Regions from separate parts of the Homo sapiens genome. Here region 2 is linked to region 1. Evidence: read pairs that join two places in POLR2A ChIA-PET (ENCODE). Cell type or tissue: B cell. All regions are shown on one strand. Each heading gives the region's core, and the rest is flanking DNA. Links, peaks and the distances in the headings are about the cores only.

Region 1 (2,913 bases), core at 241-2,740:
AAGGATTTGTAGACATTCCTCTAAAGAAGATATACAAATGGCAAATAAACACATGAAAAAAATGCTCAATATCATTAGTCATTAGGGAAATGTAAATCAAATCACAATGAGGTGTCCCTTCATATCAATGAGGATGGCAACAATAAAAAAGATGGACAATAACCAGTGTTGGCCAGGACATGGATAAATTGGAACTCTTATACAGTGCTGGTGGGAATACAGAGTGATGCAGCCACTCAGAAAAGCAACTGGTAGCTCCTCAAGATGTCAAACATTGAGTCATCATATGGCCACACAGAAAAGTTTCTGTAATGTCCATGCAGGACATACAGTACTGTCCATAGCAGCATAATTCATAATAGCAAAAAAATGGAAACAATGCAAATGTCCATCAATTGATGAATAAACAAAATCTGATACATCCAATTAATGGAATATTATTTAGCCATAAAAAGGAACAAAGTATTGATACATGGTGTAAGATGGATGAATCTTGAAAACATTATGCTAACTTTTTTTATGGTTAAACATTATGCTTAAGAGAAAGCAGCCAGACACAAAAGGACATATATTATATGATGCCACTCGTATGAAATGTACAGTATAGTAAATATATAGAGATAGAAAGCAGTAGCCAGAAACTGGGGTAATGGGGAATGGGGAATGAGGGCATGAGGGTGTTTTTTAGGGTGATGAAAACACGCTGGAATTAGTGATGATGGTTACATGAGTCTGTAAATACACTGACTTGTACACTTTAAATCGATAAATTTTATGGTATGTGAATTACATCTTAATAACCATAAATACATTTTAAAATAAAGCATTACTAGCATAGAAACAAAGACACAGAGAATTAGCTGAATTTCCCAAAGTTAGCAGCAGAACCTGCATTCTGATTTGCAAATCCATGTATTTTAATCTATTCTTCACTGTGATTAGCTGCACCTAACCCAATTCCCATAGTGAAACTCTCATCTGGTTTCCGGTTAATTACTGAGGTTTTAGACCCAGCATAGTAGCTCATGACTGTAATCCCAGCACTTTGGGAGGCCAAGGCAGACGGATCACTTGAGGCTAGAAGTTCAAGACCAGCCTGGGCAACATAGCAGGACTCCATCGCTACAAAAAAATTAAAAATTAGCTGGGCAGGCTGGGCATGGTGGCTCATGCCTATACTCCAAGCACTTTGGAAGGCCTAGGTGGGCAGATTGCTTGAATCCAGGAGTTCGAGACTAGCCTGGGCAACATGGTGAAATCCCATCTCTACTAAAAAGTGCAAAAATTAGCCACATACGGTGGCAAGTGCATGTAGCCTCAGCTACTCGAGGGGGCTGAGGTGAGAGGATCACTTGAGCCTGGGAGATCAAGGCTGCAGTGACCGAAGACCATGCCACTGCACTCCAGTCTGGGCAACAGAGGGAGACCCTATCTCAAAAAAAAAAAAAAATTAGTTGGCTATGATGGACTGCACTTGTAGTCCCAGCTGCTCAGGAAGCTGAGGCAGGAGGATCCCTTGAGCCCAGGGGTTAGAGGCTGCAGCAGAGAGCCATGATTACATCAGTGCACTCTAGCCTGGGTGACACAGCAAGACCCTGTCTCTAAAAAAAAAAGAAAAAGAAAAAAAAAAGAAATTGAAGTTTTATGTCAAATCTATTGGAAAGTATTTCCCTGCTTACTCACTGTGTAAACTTCAGTTTACTTGAGATCCAAATTTACTCCTACATCATCAGTTTACTTAGGATCAACTTTTAAGTGAATTAGTAGACATTTACTGAGTACCTCCATGTGCCCAGTACTATGGCCATTGTTCAAAATGCTGAACTCAAGCTCAGTAAGTCAGGAAACTAGAAATACAGGTTGAGAAATCACTGGTCTACAGGTGATAGTTAAATTGGATGAAATTGCTCAGGAAGAACACGCAGAGGGAGGAGAGGAGCTAGGCTGGAAGCCAGCGCACCTGGGCGTTTCGGAGCATCAGAAACCACCTACCAGTGACAGGTGCTGATAGGAAGTGATTAGTGAATGAGAGAGGTGAGAGAAAGTTATCCCACCTTATATTAAGCCTTACACCTTATCACAGTGCATTGGTTTTGTTTGTTTGACATGGCTGTCTCCCTTGTTAATCCCTGAGATCCTCAGGGTTCTGACTTGCTCTATTGCAAAAAAGGTATTTAGATAAGTCACCAGGGCCCTCCAAATTGTAAGATTCCATAGATTTTCTCCACTCCTTATTTAATCACTGCATTGCATTTGATACTGTTAACCAGTACATATCTCATTGTTTGTTACAATGTGGGCATAAAAATGGTGCTCCTCTCTTGGAAGCCCAGAAAGAACAGCTGCTTTGAACATAAGGCTGAACTGGCATGGCACAGAATCCTCGCACTGTGTGCTACCACCTCTCCCCTACCCCCTCCTCCTCCCCGCAGTCCCCCACACCTTGCCCTCCACTGTCTCCCCTGCAGAACCAATTCCTTGCATAGCTCTTTGTGATGCTGCCTCTCTGAGGCTCTATCCAGGGGGCGCCACCACAAACGAAAAAGAAAGACCCAGGGTCTCTATTGAACAGAACAACAGTAGGGGAAGAGTCTTGGCTCCACCCAAAACATATCACTTTACACAAGCTTCATGATACCTGTCCTGGCTCTGTCTCCTAGGCAGGACCCTGCCCTTTCTTGGCTCTCTAAACATGATGTACTCATTATAATATTTTTTATAAGGAATCCAGACCAATCATGGTGGCTCATGCCTGTAATCCCAGTGCTCTGGAAGGCTGAGGCAGGAGGATTGCTTGAGGCCAGGAGCTCAAGATCAGCCTGGGCAACATAGTGAGACCCCATCTCTACAAAAATTAAAATTAAAAGAAAATTGACCATCACATATGGGCATGCTTCTTTCTATTCTACACTC
Region 2 (2,913 bases), core at 89-2,588, 360 kb after region 1:
ATATTTAATTCTCTTGAACTAATCACGTAAGTCTTGTATAATTTGTTTTTTTTTTCCATTTTGATGGTCGTTTGTATACATTCTGCTAAAAATCATGTATGAAAAGTTTTCATTTTTGGTTGAAAGAGGGGCCACTTAAACTTTGCCATGCTCAAATGTGTAAAGCCACCCTCGTATAAGGGAACATGCCAATACCGTGCAGAACTCACGTGACAGCCATCTCCTCACGGTGGCACAGTAATAGATTTAGAGACCTGACAGCTGGGGGGCCGGAGAGAGCACTGTGTCCCTCTCCTCATGTTATGGATGAGGAAACTGAGACCCACCAGGGGTGAGTGAGTATCTCATGGTCACAGCATCAGTCACTGAAGATCCAAGACTCAACCAGGCCTCCTAACTTCCCGGAAATATTCTTTTCCCCAACCCTGGCTACCTGTTTCATGGACTGGAAATCTGGAAACCAATCACTGCCCTGCTGACAGCTCAGGATTATGATTACATGCCTCGAATCACACGGCCCAGGAGACAGGAGCAACTTGTCTGGAGAAGGCTGCTTTCTGGGTCTGCAGTTGACATATCTGAGCGAGCACAGATGGTCCTCTGACCCCGCCAGAGAGTTGAAGACCAATGTGGAACTTGAACATCATCATCAAGGATTTATTAAATGCCCACTGTGTTCAAAGCCCTGTGTTAAGCTCTTGGGGAATTTCAAAGAAAATCTAAGCTGTGATCTCAAGTGAAGAATAGCTTTCATTATAGAGGGGAGCAAGACACAGTGCAATTTAACACTTATCAATAATGAAACAACTTATCAGAAAAAAAGAATATAAAAATGAAAGGCAATGACCAACAGAGAAAGCAACAGAGTTGCAGAAACTTCACAGAGTGCCATGAGATCATCTTCTAAATCTCAGCTGCTGTTTCACGATGATTAAAACACCAGGGACCCAGCCTGGGCAACAGAGCGAGACTGTCTCAAAAAAAAAAAAAAAAAAAAAAAAAAAAAAAAACAAACCAGGAACATGTCCCCAAGGCTCACGGTAAACACAGCGTTTAACCTGGAGAGAAGCACCCAGTAGCAAGGATGACTGGCTGTCAGCTCTCTGTCAAAAGCCACGAGGCAAAACCCAAAGCAGGTTTGAGGCGGGAAACACAGGCTAACAGGAAGCCTGGGGTCCCAGGTGGGGGCAGGTGGTGGTAGGAACAGTAATTTGCTCAGTTCATAAACAGGACTTGAAACAGTGCAAGAAATGCCTGCTGACCCTGATGGGCTGTGAGGGAGCTTCCCCCAGTCTATCAAGAGGCTGTCCAATCAGAGAGGGGCCTCCCTTGGGTCTCAGCCTCAGTGCGTCTCTGAGCAGGGTGGAGTTTCCTTCCAGGGCAGCTAACCTGTGAGGACAAATGGAGCAAACCCAACAGGCAACTACTAGTGATAAAGGAATGACAGTGCTTAGGCATTAGAGGAGCAAGCACAGGGGTGATGGTGTAGGTTGAGCATTAGAGTTGGACCAAGGAGGAGTCCCACAAGCACGACTGTGCCAATCCTCACCACAGCTGGACCTCTGCTCCAACCTCATTCAGAGTTGTGACCCAGAATGCCCAATGCAGGCCACAAGCCTCACCAGGTATCCTACCACTACGGTAAGTCAACAGGTCAAAAACTCAACTCCATCTTCCTTTCTATCCACCTGTAGCCCCAAACATCCCTCCCTCTGTGACCCGCATCCCTGCTCTCTTAGCTTTCAGGTCCCAGTGCCTCTGTGGCTCTTGTCCTTTGCCACTGGCCACTGAACCTGTGGGTTTACTTCTCTCAATGTCTTTTCAAGCTGCTCCGTGCTTTACATGGTGGGTGACGGAGGCTTGGCTCACTGGGATTTCATGGCCTCCTGATTTCCTTATCTCCCTTCTATGCATTCTATAAATTACAATGCAGTTATCTTTAGAAAATACAGACCTCGGGTGGGTGCAGTGGCTCACATCTGTAATCCCAGTACTTTGGGAGGCTAAGGTGGGTGGATCGCTTGAGCCCAGGAGTTCGAGACCAGCCTGGGCAACATGGCAAAACCCTGTGTCTTCAAAAATTACAAAACTTAGCTGGGCATAGTGGCACATACCTGTAGTCCCAGGTACTCAGGGGGCTGAAGTGGCAGGATCGATTGAGCCCAGGAGTTGGGAGGCTGCAGTGAGCCAAGATTGTGCCACTGTACTCCAGCCTGGGCAACAGAGTGAAACTCTGTCTATAAAAAAAAAAAAAGAAAAGAAAAGAAAAGAAAGAAAGAAAAAGAAAAAAGAAAAGAAAAGAAAATACAGATGTCATGACATTGCCATTCCCCTGAGCAAAACCCACAGGGCTGCTCGCTGGCAGCAGAATCGGCCCAGTGTCCCTGGTGTCTTTGTGTTTCTTGCTATTTTAACATCTTTATCTCCCACTATTCTGCCACCATCCAAATACCTTCACATTTCATGGGCTCTCCTGCCTTCCGCTTGGGCCCAGAGAGTTCACTTCTCTTCAAAGTCCCCATTAGCCCTCACTCTCTTTCACAAGTATTTCTTATTTACTTATTTATTTTTCATGTTTTTAGAGATGGTGTCTCACTGTGTTGCCCAGGCTGGTCTCGAACTCCTGGGCTCAAGAGATCCTCCTGCACTGGCCACCTGAGTAGCTGGGATTACAGGTGTGGCCACTGTCCTGACTGCAAATATTTCTTAAGTGCCTGCTGAGCCCAGCATTGTGCTCAACGGGTGACAGGCAGCCAGCAAACACAAACACTGCTCCTGCCCTCAGGCAGTTTAAAGTCAAAAGTGAGAAATCTACAAGTGAAAGTTTCAGAGGATAGACTTGATATTCTAGAGATAAAGGCAGAATTCCTGCTGCCCCACTTCAAGTTTAGTATACACTGAAGGTCTTAACAC

What was found. ChIA-PET counts read pairs that join two places held together with the same protein. Peaks named below come from ENCODE experiments on the same cell type or tissue, not always from the same donor. Only the 100,000 strongest peaks of a DNase experiment are listed, where the experiment ranks them.
Region 2: POLR2A ChIA-PET joins it to region 1 with 5 read pairs; 2 of 35 experiments call an interaction of 5 or more read pairs at or near these places.

The regions. Positions count from the first base shown.
Region 1 is chr10:22,241,687-22,244,599 of GRCh38, forward strand. The region is part of intron 1 of LOC124902391 (a long non-coding RNA gene); the gene reads right to left. Among named protein-coding and RNA genes, the nearest start is that of TRN-GTT2-3, 14 kb to the left of the region's middle. In B cell, for the core only: no CTCF peak of the experiment used is centred there; no DNase peak of the experiment used is centred there.
Region 2 is chr10:22,600,154-22,603,066 of GRCh38, forward strand. The region is part of intron 3 of PIP4K2A (phosphatidylinositol-5-phosphate 4-kinase type 2 alpha); the gene reads right to left. Among named protein-coding and RNA genes, the nearest start is that of PIP4K2A, 110 kb to the right of the region's middle. RefSeq lists an enhancer at 1,323-1,482. In B cell, for the core only: no CTCF peak of the experiment used is centred there; a DNase peak (open chromatin) is centred at 1,088; H3K4me3 peaks cover 1,315 bases; H3K27ac peaks cover 2,500 bases.